3 separate regions of the Homo sapiens genome follow, and all the other regions are linked to region 1. A link is a loop called in an ENCODE intact Hi-C map of the cell type or tissue named here. Cell type or tissue: ascending aorta. All regions are shown on one strand.

Region 1 (8,000 bases):
TAGCAGGGCATGGTGGCACATGCCTGTAATCCCAGCTACTCGGGAGGCTGAGGCAGGAGAGTCACTTGAACCCAGGAGGCAGAGGTTGCAGTGAATTGAGATAGCGCCACTGCACTCCAGCCTGTTAACAAGAGTGAAACTCAGTCTCAAAAAAAAAAAAAAAAAGCACAAGATGATACAAAACATATTTTTTTAAAGTACAAAGCTGCATACAGAGTATAAACACTTTATGCTTATTCAAAGAGTAAGTAGTGGCAAAAATCTCTTTGCAATTGGGTAACAAAATTTCAACTTCTAGGAATGTTTCCCTCTTCCTTGTCCTTTTGAGAGCTGCCACCATCAAACAATTCAGACTCAACTGAATTAGCATCTCTTCAAGCACAGAGACCATATATTATTGATTTTTGTGTCTCCTGCATAGGATTAACTCAGTGTTTGTTATAACTAAGCTAAACTCCAAGACAGGAGCTTCAAATCACCTCAGGCCCAATCCAAAACTGAAAAAAGACAAACCCACTTCTCAGAGTTTAGGAACAAAAAGATACTGACAAAGAACAAAGCCATAGATACTTGTGCTATATTATATTCCCTTATCACCAAATTCAGAGTCCTTTACTAATACTGCAGAAATAAGTTTGCAGATGATAAAAAGAATAAAAAACATGGACCCTAAAGTTCTCCTGTCAACATGTTCAAATACCATAGACTCTTTCATCTTAAACTCATACTAACATCCACACACCCGAACAATGAAAATGAAAGGTTTTCAAATGAGACCTAAATATAAATTGGCTCTATTTTATTACATTTTAAGTTCCTAAAATCATATATATAAATCATGTGATTGTGCTTATGCTCATCTTCTAACTTGAGGGCCCAGTGTCTTTCATCAGATTCTCAAAAGGATAAGTGACCCCAAAAAATTTTAAGAACCACTCATCTAGCCTATCAAGAAACATCCCATTTTTCAGAAGAATACGGTTAAGTGGCTTAGTTTATGCATTCTTTCTTCATATTCATAGAGGGGATTCTTACTATATGAAATGAGTCTTTCAAAGGATTCCTTCAGCCCAGCCAAGAAGTTCCAACATCCACAGGCACATGTATTAACAATTACCAGAACCCAAAAACAGTTCTCTGGTTTTAATTCCACACCGCCTCCCTCAACTTAATACCCACCACTGTCAAAACAACTCCCCTCACGTTGTACCCAGGCTATTTACAGAGACACCTTGATTATCCTCACGCCAAGGCATGGACCATTTATTGAACAGGCAGTCAACAAATATTTGTTGAATGAATGAAAAAGGATCCTTCCTCCCACAGATTTCAAGTTAAGCTGTCAGCACCCATGCAGCTGCTCTGGTACAAGTTAAGCTGTGAAAGCCTTCTCTCCCTCACACATACAACCTCAAGTGTCAGAAATGCTCTGCTTCCTCCATAAATCCAAAATAATATAGTCATGGATATGCATTTCATACAGGTCAGACTCGGCAAGGACAGCTACGTTCCACATACATATCTGACACAATCGGTCTCCCCCAAATACAAGCCAACCAGTCTTATGTGCTCCTATCTTTCCAGCATACTCAGATTTGCCGACAAAGACTTCCTGAGGCACCATGGTATGCTGAATATACTGCTGCAGTAGTAGTGAAAATATGGGAGTTACAGTTCCAACTTTGTCACCAATTTAACATGCGGCCTTGGAGAAGTTCTCTCCTTATGCCTAAATTTCCTATTTTGTAAAATGGAAGAAAGCATCCTACCATTTTCACAGAGATTCAGTATCACAAAAAAACTGAAAGAGCTTTCTTATTGTATTGTAAACTATTACTATAAACCCGCGACAACAAATAAGGCCACCCATTCTTTACAACTTTGTAGTAATGATTCTGTTAAAGATATTTTGGCCCTTCACATTTACACAACTCACTCTAACCAAAGGCACAAACTATTCTTAAGACCACAACTGGCTATGCCAAGTTTCTCCCCTCCCTGACCTCACAGACACATGCTGTACAGAACACTACCATTGCCGCTCTTTCCCAACAAGTAACTAGGGGCTCCCAATCCCTAAAATACACACACATATCAACCTGCAAGGAACCTCCCAACATTTATTCAAGAAATAAGCTAACTTATAAGGGGAACTCCATTACACTTACACAAATAAAGGCAAACTCTTACGGAAACACTTGCCATCCTCACATACACACACCAACACAGCCGCTACACACCAACAGACCATCTGTCTGCTAGACCAAAAACATCTCTTTCCATGTACAAACTAACCAGTGACATTTATTAAACTTACAACACTGAGATCATCCTGTCGTTCCCACATACCGTTCAACGCGGCAGGGACACCACAGACCTTGTCACACAGGTAAAATCCCCTCTCAAGATCGTGTCCTCGACCACTCTTATCCCTTAATTAAACACACACAAACTGGACTATGGGGGAGGCTCCGATCATGCCTACAAACACAAACTAACCTGTCAGGGGCACAGCCGACTCCGCCTCCACTCGCTTACTTCCCAGCCCCCTCCGGGAGTCTGCCTGTCAGGGACACCCCTTCACCCCGCCTGGAGGGACTTCCCGGTAGGCTCAGGATCCCCCTCCCTGCTCTCCCCTCCCCCATCTTCACCACTGCTCTCTCAGAGATCCAGGTCCGGGAGATGACAGTGGCTCCCAGAAAGCCCAGGATTCAATCGCTGAGAGAGTGCTTAGGCCCGAATGCCGGCCCAAATCGTTCTACTCACCGTGTCGGAGGCCGAGGCCGAGGCCGAGAGCGATGAGAGTGCAGGGAAGTGGGGAAGAGGGGGTGGCCGCCAGGCTCCTCCGCTTCCCTGGGTCCACGGCGGATCCCTCCCGCTTGTCAGGAGGCGGCCAGCGGGTAAGCTGACTGGCGGAAATGCGAGAGAGGAGAAGGGAAAGGTGGAAGGCTAAAGGGGGCAAACTGAGGGGAGGCGGGTCCCGCAACCGAGACTGGGATCGTCTCCCCTCCGCAAAGCGAACCCAAAATGGCGGCGGGAGCGGCGGCGGCGGCGGCGGCAGCAGCAGAGTGGCGGCGGTGGCGGCGGCAGCTCCTCCAGAGGGAGGGAGCGAAGGGCGCCTAGCGCCCCCCTCAACCTTCCACTCCTTCCTCCTTGCGTTCTTTCCCACCGTCCCCCGCTCCGCCCGACTCCGTCCGCGTAGCGCGCACGCCCGCCCGCACGCGTACGAGTGTCTACGGGCTCGTCGCTGGCTGCTCCCACCAACCACCACCTTCGGCCGCCCCGCGCGCCAGCCAGCCCGTACGCGCTCACCCACAGGAACCCCCTCGTCCAGTCCCTCACTACCCCTCAGGCCCTGTCAAGCCGGCGCCGGCGCAGGCCCTCACGCGTACCTTCAACGGCGCAAGCCCAAGCCTCCTCCTCCTCCTCCTCCACCTCCTCTTCTCTCCTCCCCCCCCTTCCCCGCCCCCACGGCCACCAACCGCCGCCACGGCCGCCGCCGCCGCCGCCAGCCCCCCCTACCACCCTCCACCCCTCGCGCGTGCGCCTCCCACAATCCCCCCCGCGGGACTGTTCCATTCCTGTCGGCTGCAGGGGCAGGAGAGGAAGGGACGGGCCGAGCGGGTCGGGGCTTGCCGTTTGACTGGAATTGCCAGAATGGCGGACCGAGCCCCACGACAACCTACCTCCCTGGGCTCCTCGCCGCAGCGCTGCGGCTCGCCTCCCTCTGCTCCTCCTCCTCCGCCGGATCGCGGCGAGCGGATCGAGGACTGCCTAGCGCCCCTCTGCCCACCGGTGGTTGGAGGCCGCGGCGGCTGCGCGTTGAGTCGTTTCCTGCCGGTTGACCTGAGCCTACTTCGCAGTAGCAGGACCGCTGCTGTGGAGCTGGTCGCAGGCGGTGTGTGCCGGTCGCCTAGTCAGGAGAACTAGTCCTCGACTCACGGTGAGGGAATGGACCGACACGGGTATTGTACCGCTGAGGGAAAGGAGCGGGACTCCGGACCTCCAGGAGGTAGGGAGTGAGGCCAGTAGGACCGGCGCGCCTCCGGGGGGATTCCTCCCGGGCGTTGAGTTGCCAACCTGGGACCCGAGGAAGATCGGCGTGGTGGTGTGCTTTTTGTTGTTGTTAACCCTCCTCGGATTTCTCGAATTTCACACCACTGTCCATATGCGATGATGTTTGTTTGCCCTTGACGCACTTACTCATGGATGGTACTTCTTCAGCCTCGTTAGACAGCCTGGTGATGGAGGATGAAGAAACCATGTGCTTTTCATTCAGTTCTGGACTTAGTCTCCCTTTTCTTCCTTCAGCAAGTTATTTTTGTTAGTTCCTTATCAAAAAGTGTACATAAAAATTAGGCAACTCCAAACATGCCTCCAGGGTTAATGTGTGAAATAATAAGATAATATATGTAAAGTGGAATTAGCTCCTAGGCATAGGGAAAGTGCAGAATATTGCCGTGTTGTCATTTACAGTTCTGTTGATGTCGATAACGTTTGTGGGTGTAATTGGTAGTGTTCTGTCCCTCCAAGGAGTTAATAAAACAAAGCAAACATAGGCCTGTTAGGTTTCTGTGGCTACTGAATATTTGTTTCTCAAAACACTTGACTGATATTTGATAATTGAATGCAGCAGAAATACGGACGATTAAAGTCCACAAATAATTCCAAAGTTTACTTGATCTAGTAGTTTTTACCTTTACCTAAAGGGTAAAGCAGAATAAATTACCGGAAGGATCTACTTGGGTTTCCCTTTCCTTCACATTTGTGGACTCCTGGGGATCCAGGAAGTAATTCAGAAATGACTGTTCAAAAGCCCATGCAAGGCCGGGCGCGGTGGCTAACGCTTGTAATCCCAGCGCTTTGGGAGGCCAAGGTGGGCGGATGACCTGAGGTCAGGAGTTCGAGACCAGCCTGGCCAACATGGCAAAATCCCGTCTCTACTAAAAATACAAAAATTAGCCAGGCGTGGTGGTGGACGCCTGTAATCCCAGCTACTCAGGAGACTGAGGCAGGAGAATCGCTTGAACCTGGGAGGCGGAGATTGCAGTGAGCCGAGATGGTGCCATTGCACTCCAGCCTGGGCAACAAGAGCGAAACTCCATCTGAGGGAAAAAAATAAAAATAAAAAGCCCTTGCAACCTCCAAAATTCAAGTAGACAGTCCCAAATTTCCCCTTTAGGATACGTGGATTAAGTGTTGTTTACTTGTTTCGTTTCTTTAAGGTAAAGAGGAAAGCAGCCTTAATTACCTCATTGTATATTTTCCTAACCAAGTCCCACACTTTCATGGAGCCCACTTGTTTACCGATCTTTTGTTAGTTGCTTCATGCGTGCAAGTGTATTATGCTACCAATAACTTGTTTTATCTGAGAACAGGGACTATGTCTACTACTTAATTTACATAAAGCATCACAGGCTAGCGCAAAGCAAGTCACAGAAATATTGAAATGAGGCTGGGTGTGGTAGCTCACGCCTGTAATCCCAGCACTTTGGGAGGCCAAGGCGCATGGATCACGAGGTCACAAGTTCAAGACCAGCCTGGCCAACATAGTGAAACCCCGTCTCTACTAATAATACAAAAAATTAGCCGGGCGTGGTGGTGGGCGCCTGTAATCCCAGCTACTCGGGAGGCTGAGGCAGGAGAATTGCTTGAACCCGGGAGGCAGAGATTTCAGTGAGTGGAGATTGCACCACTGCACTCCAGCCTGGGCAACAGTGCGAGACTTTGTCTTAAAAAGAAAAAAAAAATCCAAAAAAAATCAGGTGGGCATGGTGGAGCGCCTGTAGTTCCACCTACTTGGTAGGCTGAGGCAGGAGAGTCGCTTGAACCCAGGAGGGAGAGGTTGCAGTGAGTCGAGATCACGCCTTTGCATTCCAGCCTGGGAGACGAGAGTGAAACTCCTTCTCAAAAAAAAAAAAAAAAGAAAAAGAAAAGAAATATTGAAATGAATGTTAGATACTTAAAATACCAGAAGAGAAAGACAATTAGCATTTGTGGACTACTGTGCCAGGGGAACACGTATTCCTGTTTAATCCTTATAATAAACAACACTTTGAGGTAGATAATCTTACCCTCATTTTACAAAAGAGAAGCCTGAGGCCCAGAGAAGTCCAGTAACAATCTTTAGACTCTAGTTTGCCTGTCTTTTAAAAACCTTACTTTTTTCACTATACCACATTTTCTTCAAAGTAAAATTTCTCATCAGCAGCATAATTGCTGTGCTTCAAAGAAAAAAAAATGCCTTTACTGGAATTTCACCACACCAGTGTATAGGGAGAGTTACTTACATATGGTCTCTGTGTTAAAATAAGTTTCATTAACTACACTGATCAATGAATTATCAGCTACATACAAGCAAATGAGATACGATTCTGTTTTTTCATGTATGCCCCAGAGCCAACTAGAGACTAAAATATATTAAGTGCTCAATAAAATGACCTCACTGAATGAACAAACCCTGAATTATTTGAACCAATGAAGATAGAATAATGGTTTCCCCAAGGATATCCACTTCTTAATCCCTAAAACCTGTAAATATGATATGTTACATGACCAGGGAAAATTCAGGATGCAGAGGGAATTAAGGTTGCTAATCAGCTGACATTAAACTAGGGAGATTATCCAGGAGTGAGCTCTCTGCAATGGCCCTCTTCAGTTTTACTTCTGTAGCTGCCCATGCTTGTGTTCCTTTTCAGAAAGACAATAATGGAAAAGCATGTAAGCTGCCAGCACCACAGCACCACCGTCGAAGCTCCCTTTCTTCAAATTGGAGTGCTTGTCATAATACCTGTAGTAACCTCTCTGAACGCTCCAACAGTGCCTTCTTGTGTGAGATCACACGTTAATATTTAGTTTGGCAGTTCTGCTAGTTTGACATCCAGGAGTTTCTTCTCCTTCACTGGTACAGCCGACTCCATCTTGGGGTCCTGGTCTGATAAAAACTTTTAAAATGAGGTTTCAGGCTGGGCGCAGTGGCTCATGCCTATAAATCCCAACACTTTGGGCGACTGAGGCAGGAGGATTACTTGAGGCCAGGAGTTCAAGACCAGCCTGGTTAACATAGCAAGACCCCCATCTCTACAAAAAATAAGAAAAATTAGCCAGGCCATGGTGGCATGTCCAGGAGTTTGAGGCTACCGTGAGCCATGATCACACACCACTGCACTCCAGCCTGGGCAAGAGAGTGAAACTCTGTCTCTAAAATGTAAAACAAAATAAAGTTAATTTTTTTTTTTTTATTCTTGAGACAGAGTTTCACTCTTGTTACCCAGGCTGGAGTGCAATGGCGTGATCTCGGCTTACTGCAACCTCCGCCTCCCGGGTTCAAGCAATTCTCCTGCCTCAGCTTCCCAAGCAGCTAGGATTACAAGCATGTGCCACCACGCCTGGCTAATTTTGTATTTTTAGTAGAGATGGGGTTTCTCCATGTTTGTCAGGCTGCTCTTGAACTCCCGACCTCAGGTGATCCGCCCGTCTCGGCCTCCCAAAGTGCTGGGATTACAGGTGTGAGCCACCACACCCGGCCAGGTTAAAATATTAACCTGCTCTTACTATGTTGCCTAGGCTGCAGACTAGCTCCCATGCTCAAGGGATCCTACCGCTGCCTCAGCCTCCTCGGTAGCCGGGACTACTGTTGGGCAGGAACTTGTTTTTTCTAAGATAAAATTTACTGAAGTATGGTCAGGGTTGACTTTACATTTGACGAGTTATGGTAAATGCTATGTAATCATAAGAGTTGGTTTTTTTTTTTTCCCCACAGAGTCTTGCTCTGTCACCCAGGTTGCAGAGCAGTGGAGCAATCTCAACTCACTGCAACCTCTGCCTCCCGGGTTCAAGTGATTCTCCCGCCTCAGCCTCCTGAGTAGCTAGGACTACAGGTGTGTGTCACCACGCCTGTCTAATTTGGCTAATTTTTGTAATTTTTTTTTTTTTTTTTTTTTGAGACGGAGTCTCGTTCTGTCGCCCAGGCGGGAGTGCTGTGGCGCGATCTCCGCTCA
Region 2 (8,000 bases), 260 kb before region 1:
ACACCCTTTGTCCCATTGTCCACAGCAAGGATGTGCAGTAGCTGTTCTGTAGGTAAGTTCCCCTAATGTATGCTTTGGCCTGATTGCCCTGGCATTTAGTGCTTCATTCACTGGAATCCCAACCAGCCCCATCTTGGGATGGTTTGGGGCATCCTTTGTGAGTGCTGCCCTGATGCCACTTTTGGTGTGACACTAGCTGTGGGTTCAGCTGATACTAACTGGTGGGATTCTCTGGAAGGGCTTTGATAGCATCATCATCATCATAGCATTCATTAGTTACCATTTGCCCATTCCCCACTGTCCAATCTTTATCGAGCACCTACGCTGTATCAGGCCCTAAGGACACAGTAGTGAGCAAAACAGACAGGGCCTTTGCCCTCTGTGAGATTTACAGTATAGTGGGGAGACAGACTATCAACAAGTATCAGAGAAATAAATATGTAACTACAAACCTTGCAAGTGCTACTAAGTAGTGGATCAGGGTGCTGGAACACAGAAGCCAGTGGGAGAAGAGAGAGGGTGTATTTTATTTTATTTATTTATTTTTTTGGAAGCGGAGTTTCACTCTTGTCACCTAGGCTGGAGTGCAGTGGCACGATCTCAGCTCACTGCCACCTCTGCCTCCTGGGTTCAAGCAATTCTCATGCCTCAGCTTCCTGAGTAGCTGGGATTACAGGTGCACGCCACCATGCCTGACCTAGAGGATATATTTTAGACAAGATGAGATGGTTGAGGAAGGCCTCTTTGAAGTGATTATTTTGAAGCTGAAATTTGAAGGATGAGAAGGAACCGGTGGGGGCAAATGGAGAAAGGGGTTTTCCATGGCGGCGGGGCGGGGGCAGAAATAATATATGCCAAGGCTCTGAGGAAGAAAAAGCTTGGTGCCAAGGAGACAAAGAGCTGCAATGAGGCTGAGTGCCTGGAGTGCAGGGTCGTGGCCCATAGTGAAGATAGGGGACCTGAGCAGGATCTTGTAATGTGGTGGGTTTACCCAGGGGATGGACATGATCCAACTGATGGTTTAGGTCCCTCCCGCTGCTGGGTAAAGAATAGATGGTAGCCGGGAGCGGTGGCTCACGTCTGTAATCCCAGCACTTTGGGAGGCCAAGGCAGGCGGATCACCTGAGGTCAGGAGTTTGAGACCAGCCTGGCTAACACGGTAAAACCTCGTCTCTACTAAAAACACAAAAAATTAGCCAGGTGTGGTGGTGCGTGCCTGTAATCCCAGCTACTTGGGAGGCTGAGGCAGGAGAATCACTTGAATCCGGGAGGCAGAGGTTGCAGTGAGCCGAGATCATGCCATTGCACACCAGCCTGGGCAACAAGAGCAAAACTGCGTCTCAAAAAAAAAAAAAAAAAAAAAAAAAGAACAGATGGTAGGTACAGGCAGAACTACTGCGGGCTTAGGAAGAATCTAGGTGGTAGGTGATGGACTAGCATGTTGGCAGTGAAGACGAAGAGAGGGGGACGGCTTGGAGATGCATTTTGGAGAAGAGCCAGCAGAGTGGAACGGCAAAACAGCCGTGGAGAGGGCGGCTTCTAGTGTCGAGGAGTCTGGCTTGAGCAGTTGGGTAGATGGTAGCGCCACTAACTGAGACTACGGAAGAAATAGGTTTGAAGTAGGGGGAAATTCAAGCTTTCTGTTTTGACAGGCTAAATTTGAGAAGCCAGTTAATCATTAAAATCCATAGTCAGACAGTTGGAGCTGTTCATCGAGCACACTTCCTGTGTGCTGGAACAGCATTCATGCCTCATGGACACCATCTCCTTTTATCATTGTGACAACCTAGAAAGAAGGTAGGATCAACAGGCTGTTTTACAGATGAGGGAACTGGGCCGTAGCAAGGTGTGTTCCTTTTCCACTCTGCTGTGGGGCCAGGAGGCTGACGGCTTTGCACAGTGGCGTCTGTAGGGTTTGGAGAGTGGCACCCATAGGAGATGAGATGGAGAGGGTGAGGTTGAGCATTTACCTCCCCAGTTGCCATTCTAGGGACCATTCTCTCCCTATCCCTTGGACCTTACAGGGGTAACAAAGCCCACTGTTATTAGATCTGGGGTAATGCACTATCCGTTGTGGTTTACCAACACCCTGCCCATTCCTTTGTATAATCCTGTTATGAAACACCTTCAAATTATCCCATTTAAGAGAATTCTTTATTTCCTGAAGAAACCCTACCGAATACACTTGTCTGATGCAAAAAGTCTTGTCAGGAGTGGAGCTGGGATTCAGGCCCAGATAGTGGAGCTCCAGAGCCCGAGCTGTAACCACTAAGCTCCATGCCTGCCCCTTGGGACTGTTTCAGTGGGTGGGAAAGGGAGAAGTCTCTGACTCTGGAGTTGGAAAAGAAAGAGAGAGATAGTAGAGAGGACTTCCGGAGGGAAATGAGCATGGGGCCTCATCTTTCTGTATATAGAAGACACAACAAATAAAGAGAGACAAAATTTGTACCCACAGAGAATGTGGCAGACTTCAGGGACTGGGGATTCAGGCCTTGTGCTTGTGGTGTTGGCAGAGACATGGGACTTTAAGGATGGTCTGGCATTACTTTGTTTTTGATACAGGGCCTTCCTCTGTAGCCCAGGCTGGAATGCAGTATCATGATCTCTGCTCACTGCAGTCTCAATCTCCTGGGCTCAGGTGATCCTCCCACCTCAACGTCCCAAGGAGTCGGGACTACAGGCACGCACCACAATGCCCAGCTAATTTTTTTTTTTTTTTTTTTGGTATTTTCTGTAGAGATGGAGTTTCACCACGTTGTCCAGGCTGGTGCAGAACTCCTGGGCTCAAGTGATCTACCCGCCTTCACTTCCCAAAGTACTGGAATTACAGGCATGAGCCACCACGCCCAGCTGTGGTCTGGCAATATTGAACTGACTCCAGAACCAGTTGGGAGGATAGGAATCCCAGATATCCCAGTCCCAAGGGATTAGCAGGAGGTGGGGGGCAGTTCTCCAAAGCAGCCCGTGTCCTGTCCAGCTAAGGGACAGACACTTTGACCTGAAATCAGGCCAGTTTCCTCAGCAGTCTGGCTGACCCTGGTCCACAAGTGACCACATGAAGCATGGTCTGCACTTTGTCACAGGATCATCCCTGAGCAAGAGGCCTGTGGGTGAGAAACAGAAGCCCAGCATCCAAACACAACACTCAGCTTTGTCAGTTGAGAGCCCTCCCTCCTGCCACAAACACACATGCTCCAACAGCCACACTCACACATGCACAGACACAAACGCAGGTGGCTTTTCATTCCACAGGCATGGACTGAACCCCCATATGGGCCGTGCCCCGACGCATGCCAGACTGGAGGAGGTGAGGCCACTGGGCCCAGGTCTCTGCTCAGTGTGGGGATGGAGACAGGAGCGAGGCCAGTCAGGTTTAATAAAGGAAGTCGGGGGGCACTGACAGAACTGTGCTCAGCACACAGAGGGACACCAGGAGAGACAGAGCATTGTGAGTGAGGGCAGAAGGAGGTCAGGGCAGCTTAACAGACGAGGTGCCCCCTGGTCAGACACATACACACACGTAAACATACACAAAGCTCCCCACCATTCCACACACACACACAAATACGTACTCCACTCTAACACTCACACAATATCCACACTCACACATGCAGATTTATGTATCCGGAATTGGTGGGTTCTTGGTCTCACTGACTTCAAGAATGAAGCCGCGGACCCTCGCAGTGAGTGTTACAGTTCTTAAAGGTGGTGTGTCCGGAGTTTGTTCCTTCTGATGTTCAGATGTGTTCGGAGTTTTTTCCTTCTGGTGGGTTCGTGGTCTTGCTGGCTCATGAGTGAAGCTGCAGACCTTCGCGGTGAGTGTTACAGCTGTTAAGGCCGCGCATCTGGAGTTGTTCATTCCTCCTGTTTCATTCCTCCCGGAGCGATCTCGGTTCACCACAACCTCTGCCTCCCGGGTTCAAGCGATTCTCCTGCCTCAGCTTCTCGAGTAGCTGGCACTACAGGTGTGCGCCACCATGCTGGGCTAATTTTGGATTTTTTAGTAGAGATGGGGTTTCACTATGTTGGCCAGGCTGGTCTTGAACTCCTGACCTCGTGATCCGCCCACCTTGGCCTCCCAAAGCTCTGGGATTACAGGCGTGAGCCACTGCACCCAGCCGTGTTTTGTCCAATTCTTTGTTCAAGATGCCAAGAACCTGGACACCCTCCACCGGTGACAGTACCTTATATACACGGAATCATACAGTATCTGTCCTTTTGAGTCTGGCTTATTTCACTTAGCATAATTGTCAGAGGTGCGTGAACCAGAGCAACTCCATCTTGAATAGGGACTGGGTAGAATAAGGCTGAGACCTACTGGACTGCATTTCCAGTTGGTTTAGGCATTCTAAGTCACAGGATGAGATAGGAGATTGGCTCAAGATACAGGTCATAAAGACCTTGCTGATAAAACAGATTGCAGTAAAGAAACTGGCCAAAACCTACCAAAACCAAGATGGCAACAAGAGTGACCTCTGGTGGTCTTCAACGCTATACTCCTACCACATGCTGTGTCGACATCAGGGAGTTAACTGTATATGGTCTACAAAGCAGAGGCATGAATAATCCAACCCTTGTTTAGCTTATAATCAATAAATAACTGCCTGGGCCAAGTGGCTCGTACTTGTAATCCCAGCACTTTCAGAGGTCGAGGTGGCTGGATCACTTGAGGTCAGGAGTTCGAGACCAGGCTGGCCAATCTGGAGAAACCCCCTCTCTACTAAAAACACAAAAATTAGCTGGGCATGCTGGCAGGCACCTGTAATCCAGGAGAATCACTTGAACCCGGGAAGCGAGGTTGCAGCCTCCCACGTAGCTGGAATTAAGGCGCGGACCAGCACACCTGGGTAATTTTTGTATTTTTAGTAGAGAAGGGGTTTTGCCATGTTGACCAGGCTGGTCTCAGATTCCTGACCGCAGGTGATCCGCCCAAAGTGCTGGAATTACAAGTGTGAGACTCATCTTTTTTTTTTTTTTTTTTTGAGACGGAGTCTTGCTCTGTCTCCCCAGCTAGAGTGCAGTGGTTCGCTGGATCTCAGCTCACTGCAACCTCTGCCTTACGAGTTCAAGCGATTCTCCCGCCTCAGCCCTCCTGAGTGGCTGGGATTACAGGCGCGCGCCACCACGCCCGACTAATTTTTTTTTTTTGTATTTTTAGTAGAGACGGGGTTTCACCACATTGGTCAGGCTGGTCTCGAACTCCTGACCTCATGATCCACCCGCCTCGGCCTCCCAAAGTGCTGGGATTACAGGCGTGAGCCACCGTGCCCGGCCCAAGACTCATCTTTCTTAAGCCCTTAAAGCACTTTGCACACATTACCTCATGGTATTACCACCCTCATTCAACAGATGAGGAAAGCTAGTTTCAAGCAAGTTCACTGAGGATCAGAGACGTTAAATGATTTGCCTAAAGTTAGAGAACTAATAAGTGAGAAAGCTAGTCCTGCTGCGTTTTACTAACGTGCCAATCAGCTGCCCAGGAAGATAATGAAAACTTGAGTAAGACAGGCAGCCAAAGCCACAGCGGGGACGTTCCCAGCCTGGCTCGCTTCCGGCACTGACGCCTCCAGCCGCGACCTCTAGACTTCAGCCCTTCCATTGGTCGTCCGTCACAGTGCCACAGTGCGCCATGCTCACACGACGGCCAGCAGCCAATCAGCGCGGCTCATCTTCGCCCAGCCAGGACACGCAGGATCGCGTTATCTGTCCCTCCCGCGGGCACATTGGGAGTTGTAGTCTAATTATATATTTCCGCCCTTAGTGTGGGGAGAGCGGGAACTACTCGACCCACAGAGCCGATCGCGGAGCGGATTCTGCTTTTAGGAGTACCCGCCAACAAGCGGGACCGAGCAGGAATCCGTATCTGGGAACAGGTGAGAGAGGATGTGTGCTGGGCCTTGGAGGAAGGGGGCCGAGACCGGGCCTTACTTCTGTAACGATACTGTGAGGCATCGGAAGGCCAGCCTGTTGTGTCCGTTTTGAAGGTCGGTGGGCTAGACTGGCTGGCCTTCTAGGGGTGTGGAGACTTCCCAACTCTGCCCTTGTGCTTTCCTGGAATCCCCAATATGCCCGGACCCCGGTTTACTCCTTTGCTGCGAGCCCTTCTCTCCCGTCCAGAGTTGCTCCGAGCCTATCTGCTCAGTCCTAGCGATTCCTGTGGGGCTTGGGACGCGCGGTTCAAGCACCCCGGACCATATGGATGCAGCACCCATGGGTTCTCGCTCCAATGCTTCTTTCCTCCTTGGGGCGTAACTCAGACCCTGGGCACCCCTCTCCACTGCCCAGGGGAGACCTGGGTTCTAGATTTGGCTCTGCCTCTACTATCTTCCTACCTCCTAGAGCCTCAGTTTGGCTTGTGTAAAATAGGATGACTTAAGGGTCCTTTCAGCCCCTAATCCTGGGGTACTTTACTCTGTACCGCCTCCTTACCCAGCCTTGTGCACGCCATCTTGAAGGCACTGAGTTCTAGCCTGTTTATTGTAAGTGGTGATTAGTTGGGTCTCAGTCACCCAGCCATACTTTTTTGTTCCCTGCGTATCCTTCCTGTAATTGTCCCCAAGCACATTCCACAAGAGGGAGGGGCACTCTGGGCTAAGGCTGGGGTGGGAGTTATCTGGGGAGCTGCCACCATGCCTCTGCCTTTGGTGCTTGCCCCTGCAGGGAGTGCTTAGTGCCCCCTCCCTATGCCACTCCCAGGATGCCCCTGTCCCGCTGGTTGAGATCTGTGGGGGTCTTCCTGCTGCCAGCCCCCTACTGGGCACCCCGGGAGAGGTGGCTGGGTTCCCTACGGCGGCCCTCCCTGGTGCACGGGTACCCAGTCCTGGCCTGGCACAGTGCCCGCTGCTGGTGCCAAGCGTGGACAGAGGAACCTCGGTGAGTGTGGTTGGGGTGAGGGGCCTTGGGGAGGGGAGCAGCTGATCAGGTTTCTGACTTGTTTTTCTTCTACTTAGAGCCCTTTGCTCCTCCCTCAGAATGAACGGAGACCAGAATTCAGATGTTTATGCCCAAGAAAAGCAGGATTTCGTTCAGCACTTCTCCCAGATCGTTAGGGTGCTGACTGAGGATGAGATGGGGCACCCAGAGATAGGAGATGCTATTGCCCGGCTCAAGGAGGTGAGGGATTCATGACTTGGGGGAGTAAGGCTTTGGTTCAGTTGCTCTGTACCTGTGTGGCATTCACCTGTGGCTTATGGGGGACTTTTGACAGATGTGAGAGAAAGCTTTTTTTTTTTTTTTGAGACAGAGCCTTGCTCTGTCACCTGGGCTGGAGTGCGATGGTGTGATCTCGGCTTGCTGCAACCTCCACCTCCTGGGTTCAAGTGATTCTCCTGCCTCAGCCTTCTGAGTAGCTGGGATTACAGGTGCGTGCCACCACATCCAGCAAACTTTTGTATTTTTAATAGAGACGGGGTTTCACTGTGTTGACCAGGCTGGTCTCGAACTCCTGACCTCAGGTGATCCACCCACCTCGGCCTCCCAAAGTGCTGGGATTACAGGTGTGAGCCACCGCGCCTGGCCGAGAAAGCTTTTACCTGAGGGACTCGAGTCTGCTCTGGAGAGGTTGGGGCCTGGGCAAGTATACTTACTCAGTCCATCAACCGGACTTTTGGCTCTGATGGAAGGTGGGTCATCCAAACTGCTTTGCTTTGGGGGTGGAGGCCTTGAACCTGGCAAGTCTTAGATTTTGTGTCCTGAAATCAGAAGCTGTTAGGTTGGCAGAGACCGGGGAAGAAGGCAGTCTGATATTGTCCTATCTCCCTGGGGCCTGAGTGAAGTTATTGTATCATTAGAAACCCCTATTCTAGAACATGAACTATTGCTGTGATACTTGCCAATTTTTTTCCTGTTGATTCTGGAGTATCTATTAAAATTCTTTTTATAAATGCTGTCTATCTCATATATCTCAGGGGAATGAAGGGAAAGGGGGGCTTTGCCTATACTGGAATGGGGATTAAAAGAGTCTTGGCCCGGCATGGTGGCTCACGCCTGTAATCCCAGGA
Region 3 (8,000 bases), 320 kb before region 1:
GGGTATCAGTACCCAGCGGGAAACTCCATGGTGATCACTGACACCATTTACCTCTAGGAGGACCCAGCCTGGCCCAGGGGGTGAGGGGTGTAATGGTTACCTGTGCCCGTGTGATTAGCCTGGATGGGCCCCATACTCAGCTCCATCCGTCGCCCACTGCGTGTACTCTCATAGCGGCTGAAGGTACCAAGGGCAGGAAAGGTCGGGGGGTCAAAGGAGTCACAGTATGTGGCATTGCAGACACACACCACCGAGCTGTAGCCGAAGCTTTTAGGGATGCAGGGGCGGGCACCTGGGAGGGAGGGAGTACAAGCAGAGTGAGGTCTGATGAAGACATGGAGAATGGACACATCTGCTAGGAGAGACTGAACACGGTTTCAAAATTCCTCACCCCTTGGCCGGGCGCAGGGGCTCACACCTGTAATCCTAGCACTTTAGGAGGCCGAGGTGGGCGGATCACCTGAGGTGAGGAGTTTGAGACCTGCCTTGCCAGCATGGTGAAACCCCGTCTCTACTAAAAATACAAAAATTAGCTGGGCGTAGTGGTGGCCGCCTGTAATCCCAGCTACCTGGGAAGCTGAAGCAAGAGAATCGCTTGAATCTGGGAGGCAGAGGTTGGAATGAGCCAAAATTGCACCACTGCACTCCAGCCCAGGCAACAGAGTAAGACTCTGTTTCAAAAGAAAAAAAACAAAATCCTCACCCCAAAGTTGGTCTCAGTCACTCAAAAGGATTTATTGAGCACCTACTAAAAGTCTACCACCAGCTTACTGGAAGGCTACCAAAGGACTATGAGGCAGAAGGGAGGCTCTGTGCTACCTCCCCACTGCCTTGACTCACTCACCTGATGCCCACGACACTGCCTGAAGTAGAAGCAATCCTGTGAGGCTGCCAGCCATGATGCTTACCCTACTCAAAGGCTTGGGACATTCCTGAGGACAGAATGAGGAATGACTGAAAAGCAAGCCCCTCTCCACCCCTCAACTACTCTCCTGGGCAGGGCTTAGCTGCCTTTGGGTGCCCATGGCCCGGTCTCCCACATTCATTAGGACAAGGCCCACAGAAACCTGGGTGCAGCTCTCCCTGCAACCCTTCTGATGACAACTCTCTGCCCACCCCAAATCAGGATGCTCCCCACCACTCTTCCCACCCATTTCAACTTCGACCCCTCCCTCCATCTGTGCCTTGCTCAAAGAGCCATGATGGCCCTGGATTCAAAGAGAGTCTGTCATTCATTAAATTCCAGTGCCAGGATTCCAGAAGCACTGTGACAATGCTGATTGGGAGCTCTCTCTCTTACCTCTCTGGAAGGACTTGAAAACTCCATCCCCTCAGGGTCATTAGATGAAGAGAAGACCACAGGGGTTCCAGAGTCTCTGAAGGATAGAGGATCCACTAAACAAAAACAAGGATGCAGGTACCTGCCTTAGCTATAGGCACTAGGTTAGCCCTGCAAGTAATTCCGGCTTCCCGATGTGGATGGGTCATGTGATGACTAGGAGCGTCACATGACACAGGAAGTGAGGCAATCACAGCCATATTTCTAAAGGGCAATTGGCTTCCTCTCATCTGTTACAGATTATATGCCCTATAAAACTCTGGAGGGCATGTATGGGTGACAACTTTAGGAAGAGCCTAGAACACAGATTTGCATGGAGAATGGGGTAGAGGCTCCTAAATCCCAGAGGATGGGAACCACAGCAGGCACACTTCTTTTTTGATAGAAATGTCAAAAAGGTACAAATAAAGCTGATATAATTTAAAAAAAAAAACTTCACTGTGCAAAATACTGACACTACCAAGATGTTTAAGACAGTCTTTGCCCTATAGAGGTGTGTGAGGCATGGAAGTCAGACACACAGATATTTACAGATAAAGACAGAAACGGTAACAGGTGTGCATGGAGAGCTCTCTGAGATGAGGAGGGACCATTCGTGGGTGGGGAATTATCCAGGATGGCTTCACAGAGGAAAAAGTGAGGGGGGTTATTAGCCAGTGAAGTGCAGGGCACAAGAGGGTGGGACACTGGCAGTGGGATGACAGGACTGGAGGGAGGGAGTGGTCAGTGCGGCTCCTCTGCAGCGTCCCTTGTTTCATCATCAGATGCAGATGGTAATAACTGTTCTTCCTTCCTCACAAGACAGGGAGGTTTGTAAAGTCGTTCAAAAACCAAAGTGTTGTACAAAGCCATATCCTCAGTGGACACAAGGAGGAAGCTGTCCATGGTGTGGCCTCATGAACCACATCAAATGAGATTTAGCGGGAGTGGCACACACAGTCATGACCTGACTAATCCCAGCTCTCAGCCCATTTCCTTGCCTGGAAAATGGAGGCAATGCCACAACCTCAAAGGGTGGTTACTGCAGTCAGTGAGGTAAGTGCAGTGCCTGACCACTTGGTAGGCACCTGGGAACTACTTGTCTCTTGTTTGTATTTTTTGTTGTTGTTGTTTTTTGAGACAGAGTCTCACTCTGTTGCCCAGGCTGGAGTGCAGTGGCGTGATCTTGGCTCACTGCAACCTCCACCTCCTGGGTTCGAGTGATTCTCCTGCCTCAGCCTCCCAAGTAGCTGGGATTACAGGTGCCCTCCAACATGCTCAGCTAATTTTTTTATTTTTAGTAGAGATGGGGTTTCACTATGTTGGCCAGGCTGGTCTGAAACTCTGGACCTCAGGTGATCTGCTGCCTTGGTATCCGAAAGTGCTGGGATTACAGGCATGAGCCACTGCGCTGGACCCCAGCCATCCTTTTTGTTCTTTAAATGATCTCAGTGAAGTCTTTCTAGATACACTCCAAGCAAAATTGATCATTTCTTCTTCTAGGTTCCTCCAGTAATTTTTTTTTTTTTGGTTTTGAGACAGAGTCTTGCCCTGTTGCCCAGGCTGGAGTGCAGTGTGATCTCGGCTCAAGCAATTGCCCTGCCTCAGCCTCCTGAGTAGCTGGGATTACAGGAGCCCACCACCATGCCCAGCTAATTTTTGTATTTTTAGTAGAGATGGGGTTTCACCATGTTGGCCAGGCTGGTCTCGAACCCCTGACCTCAGGTGATCCACCAGCCTCAGCCTCCCAAGGTGTTGGGATTATAGCAATGAGCCACCACACCCGGTCCCTCCAGTAATTAAGTACAGTCTCAGTGAGACAGCAAGTTTGGAATCCTGGCTACACCATTTACTGGCTGTTTGACTTTCAATAAATCAATCACTCTAAGCCTCTGTTTCATCTATAAAAGGGGAGTGATAACTCCTACCTCACAGAATTGTTGTGAGGTTTGAGTGTGATAATGTGTCTCTAGTACACTGCTTGACACTAAACATTGCAACATGTCAGGCCTCTGTTCCTGGAGTTCCTTGAAGGAATGTCTTATGCATTCTAAGTATCCTCGTAGATAGCCTGGCACAGGGGTAGCTGTCAAGTTGTAGAATTGAACTAGTTGCTTCACTATGTCAGTAGCCACCCCTTCCAGACTTCTCACTTTTCAAGGAAACATTGCACAGGATTTGTTCTGGGTAGGGCAGGTAATATCTAGTACCTTACTTCCCTCAAGTTCATTCATCTCACAGATATTTCCTGAGCACATTCTACATTTGCCTCTCCTGCTCTATTGAGTTTAGAAGTCCAAACATCTCCTTCCACTTCCCCTCTGCATAGTGAGCCTCTTCTTTTTTGGCCAGGTACTGAGCAATTTTTTGTTTGTTTGTTTGAGACAGGGTCTCCGTATGTTGCCCTGGATGGAGTGTAGTAGCTTGATTTCGGCTCAGTGCAACCTCTGCCTCCAGAATAAGCAATCCTCCCACCTCAGCCTCCAGAATAGCTGGGACTATAGGCGCACACCACCACACCTGGCTAATTTCTGTATTTTTTGTAGAGACGGGGTCTTACTGTGTTGCGCAGGTTGGTCTCAAACTCCTAAACTCAAAGGATCCTCCCGCCTTGGCTTTGCAAAGTGCTGGGATTACAGGGTGAGGCACTGCGCCCAGTCCGCTTGTTTTTTGTTTTGTTTTTTTTTTTGAGACGGAGTATCTCTGTCACCCAGGCTGGAGTGCAGTGGCACGATCTCGGTTCACTGCAACCTCCGCCTCCTAGGTTCAAGCGGAGGGTAGGGACCAGTCCATCCTGGCACCCATCTGCAGCTCCAGTGCGAATCCCAACCCCGACGCTCGTCGCCGGGCTCCGTGAATGTTTGTCACATGTCTGAAGAACGTATGAATTACATAACCTTCTTCCCACTCCACCCCTCAAAAAGCAAGTGGATATAAAGACTTGAAGATTTTATAATCTCTTCTTCATTAGTAAAATCTGACCATCCTTACCGTTAAAAATAATAATGATGGTTGGCCGGGCGCGGTGGCTCACGCCTATAATCACAGCTGTTTGGCAGGCCGAGGCGGGCGGATCACGAGGTCAGGAATTGGAGACCAGCCTGACCAACATGGTGAAACCCCGTCTCTACTAAAAGATACAAAAAATTAGCCGTGCGTGGTGGCGGGTGCCTGTAATCCCACGTACTTGGGAGGCTGAGGTCGGAGAATCGCCTGAACCCGGGAGGCGGAGGTTGCAGTGAGCCAAGAAGGCGCCATTACACTCCAGCCTGGGCGACAGGGCGAGACTCCCTCAAAAAATAATAATAATAACAATAATAATAATAATGGTGAAAAAGGTTAAGTGCGAACGCAGGGAGGGGACAGCTAAGATCCAAAGGTCGAAATATTCATTACGCCTACCGTCGGCGAAGAGAAACAGCAGCCCCAACCGGAGGCAAAACGAAATCCCACCGCAGCCTGCAAAGGCGCCTGGGCGGGACTGGAGACTGGGGCCCCGCGCAGTAAGACTCTGAAGGCAGGATGCAGCCCGACCACCCGCAGCCGCGAGAAAAGCAGCCCTGGGGAGTCGGGGCGGGACCTGGATTGGAAAAGAGACGGTCACTCATGCAGAGGCGGGACTCAGAGCCCTTCCTCAAGTCTCATTGGTCAAGTTGAACGAACAAGTGTCGCTGGCGAGCCGGAGAGAGAGAGAGAGCGAGAGCGAGAGAGCGAGCGAGAGAGAGCGAGAGAGCGAGAGAGCGAGCGAGAGAGAGAGAGAGAGAGAGAGGAGCCGGCGCGAGAACTACGCATGCGTGTCGGCGTTTTCCCGCCAGCACACTGTTGGTGGATGGGGGCGATTGAATTCCCACAGTGAGTCCAGCCCACCGAAGCTCAGAGGATTCCTAACCTTCCTCTTTAGAGAGCCTCAGGTTAGGGAACGTCCAGTGCGCAGAAGCTGCCCCGTGGGAATCCCATTGTCCATCGCCTCCTAATGTTTCGTCCTGGCCGTGCCCTATCCCTTCCTGAGGCTGGGTTGTTATGATGCTGAATTATTCAAGAAGTCTTGCAGCCTGACGCCATCTCTGGGCAGTGCTCCTCCCACCTCCCTGTCTTCCTTGGAGGGCACCACGTTGCCCCTACAAGCACAGGGTCCTGAAGCTGTTTACAGGGCCCCACCCTGCCACTTTAGTATCTTAACGAATGTTTGTTGAGGACCTACTGAGTGTTAGACCCACTGCAATGAGCAAGTTTCTGATCTTGGGACCTTAACATTCTATGGGACGACACAGATATATAAACAAAAATAATAATTTTAGATAGTGATACATGCTGAAACCATGGGTATGTGGCCAGGCGCGGTGAGTCACACCTGTAATCCCAGCACTTTGGGAGACCGAGGCAGGCGGATTACTTGAGGTCAGGAGTTTGAGACCCGCCTGGCCAACATGGTGAAACCCTATCTCTTCTAAAAATACAAAATTTAGCTGGGCGGGCATGGGGACGGGCGCCTGTAATCCCAGCTACTCGGGAGGCTGAGGCAGGAGAATTGCTTGAACCCAGGAGGTGGAAGGTTGCAGTGAGCCCAAATCACACCACTGCACTCCAGCCTGGGTAACAAAGCAAGACCCTGTCTCAAAAAAAGACAAAATGAAACAAACAAACAAAAAAAAACATGGCTATGTGATAGAATGACTGCGATGGGGATTGGGTGCTCACTGAAATGGTGAGAATGGAGCTAAAACCTGATATTAGGTGATAGCACCAGATATAGGGGCCAAGGGTTTCATGCTTGGAAAACAGCAGGTGCAAACGTCCTTGTGCTGTGAGGAAATTTGGCTGGAACAGAAGGTGGGCCAGATTGTAGCTGACCATAGTCTCTGGGAGTTTGGAGATGATTCTAAATACAATGGGAAGCCATTAAATTGAGGCAGAGCCTTGATGTGACGTGCTTTATCATCATTTTGCTGAGTGGAGAATGGATTGCTGGGAAAAGTGAAAGACTGATTCAGAGGTTGTGGAGAGAGGATGGCTGGAGCTAGGTAGCTGGGGAGGTGGTGGGATGTGGATGAATTCAGGATAGGATTGGTTGTGTTGGATATGGGAAAAGAAGTCACCATGGTTCCTGAGCTTTTGGAATGTGCAAATGGGTAATGGAGGTGCCATTGAGATGGGAACAGTGGAAAAATAACCGGTGCTGGGGTGGGAATCAAGAGTTCAGTTGTGGCCATGTTGAATCTGAAATGCCCATTAGACATCCAAGCAGACATGCTGAGTTGGATGGCGCTCATGGGAGGTCAAGGCTGGAGTTATGGATTAACACATAGAAAGATGGTATTTAAAGCCATGGACTTTAGTAGTAGGGCCACCTATAGAAAGAGTGGAGGTAGGAAAGAGGGCTTAGGTGAGGGCCCTGGGGCCCTCCAATGTTAAGCAGTTCAGCAGGACAAAGTAGAAGAGCCAATATTTCCCTTTTCAAAGGGACAAATTCAAGAAGATGCTGATTATGGGTATTAATTGCTGCCTCGAGGTCAAGTGAGATGCAGGCAGAGAAATGGTCACTGGGTCTGACACCACTGTGGTCACTGGAAAGTTTGGTCAGAGCAGTGGCTGTGGAAAGATAGGGGAAGGAGTCTGATGGGGGTGGGTGAGGAGAGAATGGATGTTTAACAGTGGAGGGAAGAAAAAGAAAACCTATTGCTGTGAAAAGGAGGAGCAGAGTTACAATTAGTGGTTGGAAAGAGTGTCTTGAAAGTTTCTTTTTTCTTTTTTTTTTTTTTTTGAGACATGGTCTTGCTCTGTTGCCCAGGCTGTAGTGCAGTGGCTCAATCACAGCTTACTGCAGCCTGGACTTCCCAAGCTCAAGTGATCCTCTCACCTTAGCCACCTGAGTAGTTGGGACTACAGGCGTGTCCCACCATGCCTGGCTAATTTTTTGTTTTTTGTAGAGACAGGGTCTCACTATGTTGCCCAGGCTGGTCTTGAATTCCTAGGCTCAGGCGATCCTCTTGCTTCGGCCTCCCAAAGTGCTAGGATTATAGGTGTGAGCCACCATACCCAGTCCTGAAAGAGTTTTCTTAAATATGAGAGACACTAGAACAAATTTCACTGGTGACAGAGAATGATCAAGAAAACAAGGGGAAAACTGAAATTTATTGAAGGCTTACATACTGTTAAGAGCTTTACAAACATTCTACCTTCACAGTCTTTAATGGAGCAGGCAATTGGGGTTACATAGCTTGCCCAAGGTCATGCAGCTAGAGGTGGCAGAGCTGAGAGGCCACCTAGATTTTTTGGACTCTTCGTGCCTGCCTTACCACCCCATTGCATAGGCACACGTCACCCTGTACTTAAACACCTGGGCCATGCCTTTGCCCTGACCATAGTGCCCTTGCAAATCAGAAAGAGCCACTCTCATTCTGAGGGGGACAAGAATTTGTTTTCCTCCTCCAGTGCTATAAGAAGGGGCATCTCCCCCACAGTCTAAATACCCATGCAGCACAGGACAGAAGCTCTCCCAGTCCAGAGCAGCAGAGGCAAGCAGCAAGAGACCCCAGAGGTAGGAGGGAAAGGGACACTTTGGGGGGTATACAGCAGGTTTCTTTTTGTGCCAGCCAGTGCAAGAGGATGCTGGGGGCTGCTGGTCCCAACCAGCTGGTGCCTGTGGCTGGATGTGTTCAGTGTGACAAGAAGCCTAGGTCAG

The links. A loop is a pair of places that touch in the nucleus more often than their neighbours do. Peaks named below come from ENCODE experiments on the same cell type or tissue, not always from the same donor. Only the 100,000 strongest peaks of a DNase experiment are listed, where the experiment ranks them.
Region 2: it touches region 1 in a loop (7-fold over the local background); 3 of 110 quality-filtered maps call a loop at or near these places.
Region 3: a loop joins it to region 1, with 10 times the contacts of the local background. A loop is called at or near these places in 4 of 110 quality-filtered maps.

Annotation. Positions count from the first base shown.
Region 1 is chr1:155,559,387-155,567,386 of GRCh38, forward strand. ASH1L (ASH1 like histone lysine methyltransferase) reads right to left here and starts at 3,417. Exons shown (of 28, transcript NM_018489.3): 1 at 2,767-3,417. It overlaps ASH1L-AS1 (ASH1L antisense RNA 1), which reads left to right and starts at 2,656. Exons shown (of 2, transcript NR_147964.1): 1 at 2,656-2,900; 2 at 3,864-4,558. It also overlaps a transcript of MSTO1 not described here. RefSeq lists silencers at 1,192-1,486, 3,208-3,357, 3,408-3,547, 4,632-4,926 and an enhancer at 3,436-4,003. In ascending aorta, no CTCF peak of the experiment used is centred here; DNase peaks (open chromatin) are centred at 2,895, 3,515 and 3,825; H3K4me3 peaks cover 4,420 bases; H3K27ac peaks cover 3,108 bases.
Region 2 is chr1:155,303,093-155,311,092 of GRCh38, forward strand. It overlaps FDPS (farnesyl diphosphate synthase), which reads left to right and starts at 5,774. Exons shown (of 11, transcript NM_002004.4): 1 at 5,774-5,873; 2 at 6,697-6,873; 3 at 6,951-7,113. The coding sequence starts at 6,698. It also overlaps a transcript of PKLR not described here. RefSeq lists enhancers at 2,908-3,407, 4,532-4,601, 5,504-5,633, 5,964-6,133. In ascending aorta, a CTCF peak has its summit at 4,505 (motif pointing left); DNase peaks (open chromatin) are centred at 5,629 and 6,806; H3K4me3 peaks cover 2,789 bases; H3K27ac peaks cover 2,300 bases.
Region 3 is chr1:155,239,786-155,247,785 of GRCh38, forward strand. GBA1 (glucosylceramidase beta 1) reads right to left here and starts at 1,464. Exons shown (of 11, transcript NM_000157.4): 1 at 1,301-1,464; 2 at 845-932; 3 at 101-292. The coding sequence starts at 1,327. It overlaps ENTREP3 (endosomal transmembrane epsin interactor 3), which reads right to left. Exons shown (of 12, transcript NM_006589.3): 12 at 7,420-8,000. The coding sequence ends at 7,997. RefSeq lists an enhancer at 4,009-4,972. In ascending aorta, a CTCF peak has its summit at 4,718; DNase peaks (open chromatin) are centred at 1,496, 4,110, 4,416 and 4,936; H3K4me3 peaks cover 3,516 bases; H3K27ac peaks cover 3,224 bases.